Linked DNA regions of Homo sapiens: all the other regions are linked to region 3. The links are chromatin contacts, found by Hi-C or POLR2A ChIA-PET in ENCODE. All regions are on one chromosome and are shown on one strand. The core of a region is the stretch at or near the end of the contact, and the rest is flanking DNA. Distances in the headings are between cores, read along the strand shown.

What was found. Hi-C counts contacts between places; a loop is a spot of excess contacts on that map. ChIA-PET counts read pairs that join two places held with the same protein, here RNA polymerase II (POLR2A). Pooled maps may share reads with other maps.
Region 1: a loop to region 3 is called in a map of heart left ventricle, with 2.0 times the contacts of the local background. The contact joins two enhancer-like sites. A Hi-C loop is called at or near these places in 3 of 168 maps with a recorded cell type or tissue (MCF 10A and heart left ventricle), 1 of 37 single-sample maps with no recorded cell type and 8 of 50 pooled maps.
Region 2: a loop to region 3 is called in a map of cardiac septum, with 2.0 times the contacts of the local background. The contact joins the promoter of THCAT155 here to the enhancer-like site in region 3. A Hi-C loop is called at or near these places in 3 of 168 maps with a recorded cell type or tissue (cardiac septum, endothelial cell of hepatic sinusoid and heart left ventricle) and 2 of 50 pooled maps. POLR2A ChIA-PET finds 5 or more read pairs at or near these places in 2 of 52 experiments (A673 and OCI-LY7).

The regions. Positions count from the first base shown.
Region 1 is chr12:3,532,017-3,535,997 of GRCh38, reverse strand. All of the region lies in intron 1 of PRMT8 (protein arginine methyltransferase 8), which reads right to left. Among named protein-coding and RNA genes, the nearest start is that of THCAT155, 41 kb to the right of the region's middle. Within about 2 kb of position 1,722, at least 6 of the 41 ENCODE cell types and tissues checked have a DNase peak (open chromatin) inside an H3K27ac peak, as active enhancers do.
Region 2 is chr12:3,490,897-3,494,484 of GRCh38, reverse strand. It overlaps THCAT155 (thyroid cancer-associated transcript 155), which reads left to right and starts at 1,666. Exons shown (of 2, transcript NR_126055.1): 1 at 1,666-1,753. PRMT8 (protein arginine methyltransferase 8) reads right to left here and starts at 3,282. Exons shown (of 10, transcript NM_019854.5): 1 at 2,785-3,282. The coding sequence starts at 2,859.
Region 3 is chr12:3,340,107-3,344,023 of GRCh38, reverse strand. All of the region lies in intron 1 of LOC100128253 (a long non-coding RNA gene), which reads left to right. Among named protein-coding and RNA genes, the nearest start is that of LINC02417, 26 kb to the left of the region's middle. Within about 2 kb of position 1,808, at least 2 of the 41 ENCODE cell types and tissues checked have a DNase peak (open chromatin) inside an H3K27ac peak, as active enhancers do.

The DNA of each region.
Region 1 (3,981 bases), core at 473-2,972, 190 kb before region 3:
ACTTGAGGAGCACAGGGGATAGGTCTTGGGGGATGACAGTGGTCTCCTCTGTAAAGTCAGAAGGCTCAACTCCTCCCTAAGCCACACCAGGCAAGCAGAGTCTCTGAGTGAAGGTGACTTTCAAACTCCAATCTTGTATACATAGTCTGAGAAGTCAGCAAAAGGATTTGGAATCACACTCGGATGGGCAGCTGGACTCTCAACATCAGCGTCTTGGTCTGCTCATGGCTGCAGCTTTCTCACCTCCAATTTGCTCCCTGTGCCCAAGTCCCTCCCCACTGGACATTCCAGTGCCCCCAGTCCCTTCCAGGGTTCCTGTGCCCACATCACCCTGGAGGTCTGGCCCTGCCTGCTCTGCCCTGGAGTCGGTTCTGGTACCTGTTTCTGCACCATCGCCTCCAGCCTTGTCCTGTTGGGTTCTTGGGCCCCAGGGCAGAGAAAGCACCCTGCCTTGCTCTTTCCCCACCTCCGTCCAAAGGCCCAGGCCCAGGGCCCTGTTACTTGCTGGAGGTCTCCCGATGTTGTCTGCCTCCCTGATATGGTGAGAATCACCCTCCACTGTCAATACTTGTGATTTGCCTTCGACTCACCACGCCAGCGGCTGATCAGGACTCCCCCAACACAGTGTTCCGCCCCCAGACTGGCCTTACCCAGGGCAGCTTCAGCACAGTTTTTCTCCCTAATAAATAAAGTGCGATTGTCTTAGTCTACCCACTCTACTGGGGTGAACAGGCCTCGGGCCCACTAAATGCAGAGATGAAAGGTTATGGACGCAGCAGAGCTGGAGACAGGAGGAAGCTGGCTTCCTGAAGAAGGGGCATGTGAGCTTGTGAGCTCGTCCTTGAAGGGTGGGTCGGATTTCCACAAGCAGGGGTGGGGATTTGGGGGAGCATGTTTGACCTAACCCACATCCCTTGAAAATGCAGGTAGATGGCAGAGGATGATGATGGTGATGAGACCTAACATTGACTAAGGGCCCACTGCGCCCCAGGCGCTGCGCCAAGCACTTTATAGATAGACACCATCTCGTGAAATCCTCATAGTAACTGACATTTACAGATGAGGAAACTAAAGCTCACAAAGTCCAGTCATTTGCCAGGGCCCAGAGATAGCAAGCAGCACAGCCAAGATGTCAACCAGTATCTGTTTTATGCCAAAACCTGTGCTCTTGAAACTGATGCCATGGTTAGCTCAGTTCGGCCCAACCAAGCTTAACTGAGCTACTGCCAGGAGCCAGGCCCTGTGCTCAGAAAAGGGTAACACAGCTGGCCCAGGCAGGAAGCCCAGTGTTGAGGGCAGAAAGAGAGTCAACAGGCAATAACTAGACAGAGGAGAGCGCTTCAGTGGAGGTAGGCACAGGCAGGCACCTCTCCAAGGTGACAGAGTTTAAAGAGAGCAGACAATAGGTGTCAGGGTGCAGATGGAGAGACTGAGGCCCACAGAAGGAAAGGAATTTGTTTAGGCTCACCTAGGGGAATCTAGGTCCGGAGGTGGATCTGGAACTGGAACCTCCAAGAGAATAGGAAAGAGGTGGTAGAGGAGAGGAAAAAGAAGCTTTAAGGAAGGAGAGTGAAGGTGCTGGACATCTGAAGGGGGAAGGCAGCCTGCAGAGGGGAGAGGGAAGCCAGCACTCTCTGCACCAGGCAGCCAAAGTGAACCTAAGCCCTTTGGGCTATAAATGGCTCCTGCTGGCACCAGCCCAAGCTTTAAAATGATTTCCCTGAGAACAAGAGGCTCCACTAGAGGAGCCAAATCCTGCTCTGTTCTCCAAATGTCAAGAGAGCTTTTTCTAACCTGAGTCGTCTGTCCTCAGCAGCCGCCTGCCTGGCCTGGAGGGCCCACGGAGGGAAGAAAGAGGATCGCAGTGGGAGGGGACAGAGTAGGGGTGGCAGGAGGCTTCCAGCCTGGGCCTCACCCCACTCTTTTGCCCACCGCCTTCACCTTCTTCCCTCCTTGCCCACCTTCGTGCCAGCCCCTCTGCCCAGTGTCGCCCTTAGACACTCACCACACCTCTCTTCAACCTGTGTTTACTCACCAGGCTGTGATCTAAGCTGTGGCTCCCGTTCTGCATAATTACACAAAGGGTTAGCTCTTCCAGAACCATCTGCCTGCCTTTAGATAGGGACCAGAGGTTTGCAGAAAAAAAGAACATTCTTATGTGAAATGTCAGGCAGCAGCAAGACAAGCAAGGGCTCTGCTGGGCATTGGGACCTCTCCTATCACCTAAGAAAGCAAAAGTACAGCTTTATTGCCTGCCTTTGGCCAAGACAGCCCTACATGCACCCTCTCTCTACTCTCCTGCACCCCTGTCTTATCATCGGGGCTGGCAGATGAAGTCAGCCCCCTCAGAGGGGTGTACTGTGCTAGGGTAGGTAGCTCTAGCTTGCTGCTTCTTACCCTCGGGGCTGGAAGCCCAGAGTCTGGGGGCAAAGGGGAGGAGGGTCAGGGTTGTCCAGGCTTCCCTGGGCCACATTAGAAGAAGAAGAATGGTCTTGGGCCACCCATAAAATACACTAACGATTGCTGATGAGCTAAAAAATAAAAATCCAAACAAAATCTCATAGTATTTTAAGAAAGTCTGTGGATTTGTGTTGGGCCACATTCAAAGCCATCCTGGGCGGTGTGCAGGCTGCAGGTTGGACAAGCTTGATCTAGGTGTTGCCAGTCCTGCGAGACGGTGTTGTCTTCTGCATGTGGCCTCCCGGGCTCCCCAGCTTGCTCTGGTTTATTCTTCAGTCGTCTGCCTCATGCCCTTCACAAGACTTGGCTTCGTAGGCACAGACGCTCTCCAGATCTGCCTTTTCCAGGCCTGGATGTTGGGGGCAAGCCACTGATGCCTGTCACAGAGGGTCGGCTGTCCCCCATTTGGAACCCCCTGTTTTATAGAATCTCTGACTCTAACTCTGGGATCTTGGCAGAGCCCATCCCTACATAGGGTTTTCTTACCTTAGAGTCAAGCCTTCTCAAGGCTGTGTTTCCTGGAAACCCCTTCTCTTAGCTCCTGCTGCCCACTGCTCTCAGTCTCCACCCTCCCACTCTGGGAGGCCTCCCAGGACCCTCGGCTGAGCCAGGGCTTGCAGAGGGGTCTACGGCAGTGGTTCTTGAAGTGTGGTCTCCAGACCACCAGCATCACCTGGGGACTGGTAAGAAATGCAGATTCCCAGGCCTTGAAGGACAGAAACCAATGAATCAGAAATTTTGGGACGGGTCCCAGCAGGTGATTCTGATACACCATAAAGTTTGAAAACCACTGGTCTAGAGTAACATTTTCCCACATTGTATACTGTATAATTGGTACTCCTAGAAAAAGGTTCCATGGCAAGTAGGTTTGGGCAGATAAGCTAAAGAGAGAGCTCTTTTTTTTTTTTTTTTTTTTTTTTTTTTTTGAGACGGAGTCTTACTCTGTCGCCCAGGCTGGAGTGCAGTGGCGTGATCTCAGCTCACTGCAAGCTCTGCCTCCCGGGTTCATGCCAGTCTCCTGCCTTAGCCTCCCAAGTAGCTGGGACTACAGGCACCCGCCACCATGCCAGGCTAATTTTTTTGTATTTTTAGTAGAGACGGGGTTTCACCATGTTGGCCAGGCTGGTCTCGAACTCCTGACCTCAGGTGATCCACCTGCCTCGGCCTCCCAAAGCGCTGGGATTACATAAAGAGAATTCTTAATTGCAATACTTTTAAGCCTTTAAAATGCTAAAATAAATGATTTTATTATAGTATATGTATTAAATATATTATATAAATATTATATAATATAAATTTCTAAGAGGAATTAGGGCATCTACTACTATCACATTTATGGCTGTGACACACTTTTTCCTGAGATCTATAAACATCTCTAGAAATTAACGTTCTGAAAGAAACAACCTGGGCTCCGACTTCAAACAGTGTTTCTGTTTTATAATCCATGTCGGCCGTCGCTGGTGGATCTCCAGCCCACCGCAGACCAATGAAATCAGGGTGGGACTGAGACCCAACACTGGG
Region 2 (3,588 bases), core at 417-2,916, 150 kb before region 3:
CAGAAGTGGGGGCAGTCTGTGTTTCAGGGCTGACTTAACCCACCAGAAGACTTTCAGCAATTGCTTGACCTCAGCCTCGGTGTCCTCAACTATAAAATGGGTATAAGAAATGAATACTAATCTTTGCTTATCTCACAGGATTGTTGTGAGGATGGAATGAGATAAACAACAAAAAGCAGGAAAAGGTGGCTACAGGATTATCCATCATAGTTGTCCATGAGACTGTGAGCCCCTCCAGAGGAGGGACCAGGTGGTCCTCATGTTTGGAACTTGGGTACCTAGCTTTCCTGGTACAGAGCCGGTGCTTGACAAAGAGGTGTGGAATTCAGAACTAGGACCACTACCACGCTCCCCACCACCCACTGACACACGTGGAGGCGTGCTCCTGCCGCTCTCATCTACCATAAATGCAGGCAAGTCCACAACACCCCACTTTTGGAAGTGCTGCTCTAGTCCTGGCTTATTCCAAAAACAGCCAGTTCCTGGAGGGAAACCAAGTGATTGTCACGCTGCCTGGATGCCTCCGCTAGGCACGTTTGACCAAGTCTGGGTTCTACCCCTTCTCCAGGGAAGTTGCTAAGAACCGATCCGCCAACCTGGCTCACACCCCTCCAAGGAGCCCCAGCTGGGTCTGTCCCTCCCCGCACCGCCTTGGTGCCCCGCACGCGACGTGGTTTTTTGTTTGTTTGTTTTGTTGTTGTTCGCAGGAGCCCGGCCGCCCCTACTGCTGTTTTCATTGATGCCTTCAGCAGAGCTGGCATGTGCAACTGCTGAGAAGGGGGAGCGCGGAGCGGCGGGGGAAGCAAGTAAAAATAGACTGGCGCGCGGCGCTCTGCCTGCTCCGGACGCCTTTAACCCTCGCCGAGGCTGGGAGAGCGCAGCAGCCGCCGCTGCACACTGCGGAACCTGGCAGGGGTCTGCACCCAGACCCCGCGCGGCAGCGGGGGTAGGAGGCAAAGGGAACCGCAAAAACTTTTTCTTAGAAAAATGAGCCGGGGGTGGGGTGAGGTGGAAATGCAGGGAGGAAGCGCCTTCTCGCTTCCAGGGCTCCAGCCACCTGGCAGAGACCGCTACGTGCCCGCTCGCTCCACACTTCACAGAAGCGCGGCCTTGAAGCCCTGGGCTATTTTTAGAAACCCTTTCGGCGGGTGGGCGATCAGAGGGCGGAGGGTGAGGGGAATGGTAAGGATGGCTTTCTGCTGGGAGGCTAGCCGCCTCGCACTACACATCATTCCGAATGTCTGCTCTCAGGTGGGGGCTGGGGAAGAGGAAGTGGTGAGGGGACGGCGGGCACGCAGGCTTTGCCCTAACTCAAGGAGACAGCATTCGCTACTGAATGCCCCGCTGCGTTCAAGTCCCGGAGCGTGTTTGTTTTGAAATTGACAATTGTCAGATGCATGCTGCTTCTAGTCTCTCAGAGAAGGGGGATTTATAAAGCTTTGCTGCCTACGCCGTGGGGTAGGGGTTTTAGCGCAGAGTTAAGAACTCGAGGGAAGAAGACCAGGAAGGGTCTCTCTACCTTTTTGCATTCCGGCAAGACAGAGGGACAATCCCCGCGCCACACCCCCATCCCCGCCCCCCGCTGCATATGGGTAACCATATGTGAAATGTGCGGCAGCCCCACCAGACACCCAGCTATTAATAGAGCCTGGGAGTTTGCTCTCTGTGTCTTTTTCCTGCCACTGAGTAAGGGATGATCTTCACACACATGCCCCACTCCGCCCCCATCTCGGCGCACCGTTTCTCCAGGAAGGTAAGGGGGCTGCCCACGCTGATCCCCTTCGTGACTACAGGTGCCCAGAGCCTACGGAATAGTCCGGTTGTTGTAATGACAGCGGGGTCAGAGGGAGGCGAGGGATCACAGCCTCGAGTCTCGGGACGCAAAGCCCAGCAGGGCTCTCTGCGGCTCAGGGCCAGCTGGAGAGTAGAGAAAAAGGCTGCCGAAGGCGGGGGCCGAGAACACAATTTGCGGAGCTAGAGCGACCTCCTCAAAAGCCCTTGCGGGACGGGTGGCTGCAGACCCATTTCTCACTGCAGCCGGCGGCGCGCAGCCCCCACAGTCCGCGCAGGCTCGGCTGCTGCAGGGGCGGACGCTGTCCCTGGTGCTGAAGGTGGCCGCGGCCCGTGTGCCCTGCCGGGTTTAGCTACCCAGAGGCGGCTCTGATATCTGAGGATTGCAGACTTCTCTCTGGCCCAGATCTGGGCCGGAGGGTCTGTAGGAGGTGCCCGAGTCCTCCTGCCGGCTCGGCCCCCGCGGCCGGGGGCTCTCCGCGCGGCTGCGGGGACGGAGAGCTCGGGAACCGACTCGAGCTTGAAGGGTAAAGCTGAGGCAGCGGCAGGAGACGGTCAAGGCACTGCAGGGGGCAGACCTGGCCCCAGGATTACCCACCCCAGCTCTGCACAAAGCCGGGACCCGGGAGCCCTCACGGAGCCCAGAGGAGAGGGCAGGGGAGCGCGGCTGCCCGGGGTTTGGGACTTGGGGGCGGGAGAAGGGAGCAGCGGGTGGCAGGAGAGGGTGATGGGGTGAGAGTGACTGTTTTGCATTTTCAAGAGGGAGGGGACCTGAGACATGAACTTCCCCCCCACCCCCCACCAACACACACACACACACACACACACACACACACACACACACACACACACACACACACAGGAGGAGGCCGGCAGAAGCGAGCGGGATGAAACTGGGGAAAGTTTGGCACTCGGCGCTGAGCGGCGGCGGCGGCGCGGTGGTCCGGGTGGGCGGCGGGGTCTCCGAGAGCCCCTGCTCGCTCGCCTCCTTACCTCGGTGCTCTCGGCCGCGTTCTCCGCCATTTTCCTCCTCAGGAGCAGGCAGCGGGAGGAGTGTTTCATGCCCATAAGAGCCGGCAAGGGTTTGGTGATACCGAGATAGTAGAGGAGGAGAGAGAGCTGGTGTCGCTTTAAAAGAGAGAGCGAGAGGATGGGAGAAAAAAAAAAATCCAACCCAGCCCCTCAGCTGGAGCGTCGGCCGGCACAGTCAGCCACAGCGGAGTCTGTTCTGCAGTCTCCACTTTCTTTTATTTTCCTCCCTTCTCATCTGCTCCGGATTCCTTCACACGGTTTCAAGTTCTTCTCGTGCCCCCGACCCCCTCCCCGCCCCTCTCCACCCGCGCTGCGGGCTAAGCTCGAGGGAAGCAGCCCCGAAGCCTCCGCGGCGGCGGCGGCGGCGGTCGCGGATCCTCTCCAGGCTGCTCGCAAAGTCCGGCCGGCCGGAGGCAGCCGCCAACTCCTCTCAACTTCTGCCGATCCGCTGGGCGAAGCAACACGCTTCCTGCGCGTCTCTCCTAGGGGCTGAGCCGGGTGAGTGGGGGCGGGGTAGGAGGTTCGCTGGAGCCGGCGGCGGCTGGGCGCAGACCGAGGGCCCCCAGCGCCCCCGGGCCCGCCCCCTCCCCTAGTCTCCGAGGGTCTCGGCCGCCTCCACTCCCTGGCGCTGCACACAACTTACGTGGAGGCCAGGCCCGCGCGGGGGGCCCAGAGAAAGCCGGCGCCGGGCGAGGCTCTTGCAGGTTCTCAGACCCGGTGCGCGTGCTCCCACCTAGGGCGAGGTCCGGGCGAGACCGGGCCACA
Region 3 (3,917 bases), core at 559-3,058:
CAGAAACCCTGCCTGTTTTTAAGGACCAAATTAAATGCCCCTTTCTTTTGCCATCCACCCCCACCACCCTCGTCTGGCAGAATCAATGCCTGTCCCTCTGCGCTCCCATCAGGACGGGCCAGCATCTCTGAAAGTGCTCTCCAGTGTCTGGAAGTTGTTTGCATGCATGTGCCCCACCCTCACGACTGCTGTGACCTCCTGAAGGAGCAAGTCCAGTTGTTCCAAGTACCAGCACATAGCACATAGCAGGCACTCAATACATGTTTGTTGAGGGAGTGAAGGATGCAGCTCACCCAGGGCCTCAAAACGCCATGTGTTTATGTATGATCTATACAGCCAGCTCCCACCCCTTGCTCCCCATCACTATTAAAGGACTTGGTCTTGCCCACCAGCCAACACCTGTGGTACCCTGTGCTCCTGGGCACTGGCCCCGGCTGGAGCCTGCCCTGCTCACCAGGACTCCCAGCACATCTGGCCAGCCAGCTGGGCTCTTCCTACACATCCTGCATCTCTGTGCTTTGAGCCTCATCTGCTTGGGAGAGCGGGGGGATGCAGTAGGAGGACAATGATCCTCAAGTCTCACAGCCATGCCATTACACATCCAGCCCTGATGAAAGTCCCCAAAATGCATCAGTTCACCTTCAAGGCATCTGTGGTTGCCTTTCTGAGATGTCCTATGGCATGGATCCTGACAATGACATTCACCGCCCCCGCACCTGCTGGCTGCCCCTGAATCCCACCTTTGTGCTACAGTCAGAACCTCTTCCTGGGGGGAAGGCACCTTGAGGCTCATTGCCGGGCAATCTGGGAGATCTTTATCATTTCAACAGGAACTGTGTCCTAAATGTGAATTTGCATGAGAGGACGGGCCCACCCTCATGTCCCACCCAGTTATGCCTGTTTCAGAGGTGAAGGGTACTTATACTGCAGGCACAGGGACTTTCAGAGTTGGAAGGGACCTTAGAGAACATTGATGCAAAGTGTGGTCCCAAGACCAGCAGCACCTGGGAGCAGTGACTAGCCATCCTGGTTTCCCAGGATTGCCCAGGTTTAACCCTGAACAGCACTCCTGTATCCCAAGAAATCCCTCTGTCCCGGGCAAATGGGGATTATCAGTCACCCTGCCTGGGAGCAAATCCTTCAGGGTCTCACACTAAACCTAATGAATCAGAAACTCTGGGGGTGGGCCCTGAGATCTTCACTTTAACGAGTCCCCCAGGTAATTCTAAGACCTAAGCAGGAGAGCCGCTGCTTTTCCCTGCAGGTGGGAAACCAAACACTCAGGGAGGGAAGTAGCTTGCCTCGCCAAGCACAGGCAGCAAGTAAAGGGCAGAGCCAGAAAGAGGGTCTGGACCCCACTGTGTGGCACCGCTGTCCCCATCTCAGTCCACAAGCTCGGGAAGGTAACCAAATCAGTCAGTCTGTTAAATAAGATGCTGAGAAGCACCCAGGCCAACTGCTGCAGTCCGTGGATGCTGGGCTTTGCCCTGGGGGTCTGGGAAGGTGGAAATAGCCACCTTCAGGGAGGGGTAGAGTCCCCCTGAGCCCTGGAGCATTGGGACAGAGTAGCAGGGGTTTCAGATTCAGGCCACAGCCTGAACAAAGGGCCAAAGGGAGGACACAGATGTGCCTTTTAGAGGCCAAGGAAGAGATCAGCGTCGCGAGGCCAGGGATCTGGGAGGTACGGTCCCTCTCCTTTGTCTTCAGAGGCTTGTCCGTGATTCTGCATCCAGCATTGGTTACACCCGTAGTGGGAGTCTCTGCCTTGCCTGCCCCCTGCTGTCTAGCTGGTGCCCCTCAGGAACACTTCCTTCAATTGGTTCCCAAGCCCAGCTCCCAACTGCTATGAACAGAAATAACACCCACTTAGGAAGGCCAGTCGGCTTCCCAGCAATCATAAGACACTCAAAGCTCAATGAAAAATGATTTGGGGGATTATCCAAAGCCCTGGCCCCTCCATTCGCTGGCAGATAAGCTCACATCAAGTGGCTTATGTTTGCTTTTCTCCTCTCCAGGGGCAGCTGCAGCCATTGCCATGTTCCCCCACCTACCTCCCCTGATATATCACTCTCCAGGGAAAAGGAAATTGGGGTACAATGAGGTCCCAGAGAGGGGAATCCACTGGGACAGTCAGGAGGAGGGCTGGAAGTGGTGGCTGGAGCTCTTCCACTCACCTTCCTTCAGCCCTGTCCCCTTCCCCGGAGGCAGCAGAGTTAAGCAGGCTTTGGAGCCTTTCCCAGTGCACTAGGCATGCCCGAGCCGCCCTCCCTCATCACACAAAAGCACTTCCTTTCCCTGACCTTCTAGCTGCTTCCCTCCCAGCCTTCTCATTTGAAAATATTCACCTCCAGGTCTCCGTTTCCCCTCCCTTCATGGTGCATCCCTATGATCCCCATGTATCCTTCATGGACAAAGGTGAGCCCTTGCTTGGACCTCTTAGCAAGCATGCAGTACTGCAGCCCACCCTGTCCTCCTTGGCTACCTGGACCCCCACTCCCCTGGTTCTCCTTCTACCCCCGCCTCTGTTTCAACTTCCCACCTGGCTGCTTCTTCCTCTGCCCACTCCTGGGGTCTTTCCTCTCCTGCCTCTTCCTGGAGCACACTGCCTGCCTGATGGGGCCTCCCTCTGCGCCAGTCAGGTGTCTGTCCCCTATCTCCATTCCTCCACCATCTCTTTCTCGAACTTAAGCACCACCTTCCTGGGGTCAGCATCACTTTCAGGACATTAATTCAAGTCCCCGAGCTTCACATGTAAGGTCACTCTTGACCTGACCCCACCTAACCTTCAGCTCTCACCCACTCCATGCACACTCTGCACCAGTGGTCTCCAAGGTGGCAACAGACAATATACTGGGATACAGGGAAAACTTACTGAAATCCCTATCCCTCATTATTTTTTAACTTTCAAAACTGCAAAATGAAGTTTTGATGAATACCTGCTATATAAATGGACAATAGTACATGAATAAAAATTATAAATAAGAAATTTGAGGGGGTGTACAGTCAGAAGAGCTCGGCGACCACTGCCTGCCATGGGCCTCTGGTCTTATTGCCCCCACTGCAGTGCCCCTGGCACAAACATGTAGCTTAAAGAAGCTACAAGTTTGTTGTTCTCTAATGTAAACTAAGTCTGGAGGTAAGCAGCTCAGGGATGAACGGCAGCTCTGAAACCATCTGAGACCCAGAATCTTTGAACTAATTGTTACTCCTTTTCAACCCATAGTTTTCAGCTCACGGTTCAATAGAGCTGCTTCAGCTCCAGCCACAACATCAGCATTCCAACCAACAGGAAGAAGGAAAGGGTGAAGAGAGACATGCCCCCACCACTCTAAAGATACTTCTGGCTGGGTGCGGTGGCTCATGCCTGTAATCCCAGCACTTTGGGAGGCCGAGGCGGGTGGATCACCTGAGGTTAGGACTTTGAGACCAGCCTGACCAACATAGAGAAACCCCGTTTCTACTAAAAATACAAAAAATTAGCCGGGTGTGTTGGTGCATGCCTGTAATCCCAGCTACTCGGGAAGCTGAGACAAGAGAATCGATTGAACCTGGGAGGCAGAGATTGCGGTGAGCCAAGATTGCGCCATTGCACTCCAGCCTGGGCAACAAGAGCGAAATGAAACTCTGTCTCAGAAAAAATATATATATATATACTTCTAACTGTTAAAAGACAGATAATGACATTATTAGCGATAAAGGGATTAATCCGCCAGAATAATATCTTAACTCCAAATCTGTTTGTACTCCATAAAATATCTGCAAAACATACGAAGCAAAATTTAAGAGACTTAAATAAGGTATAGACAAATTCACACTTGTAGGGAGAGCCTGTAACAGGCATCTTTCAATAGCCAATAGACCAATCAGACACCAGATCAGTAAGGATACAGAAGATGTGAAAAGCGCAATTAACAAAT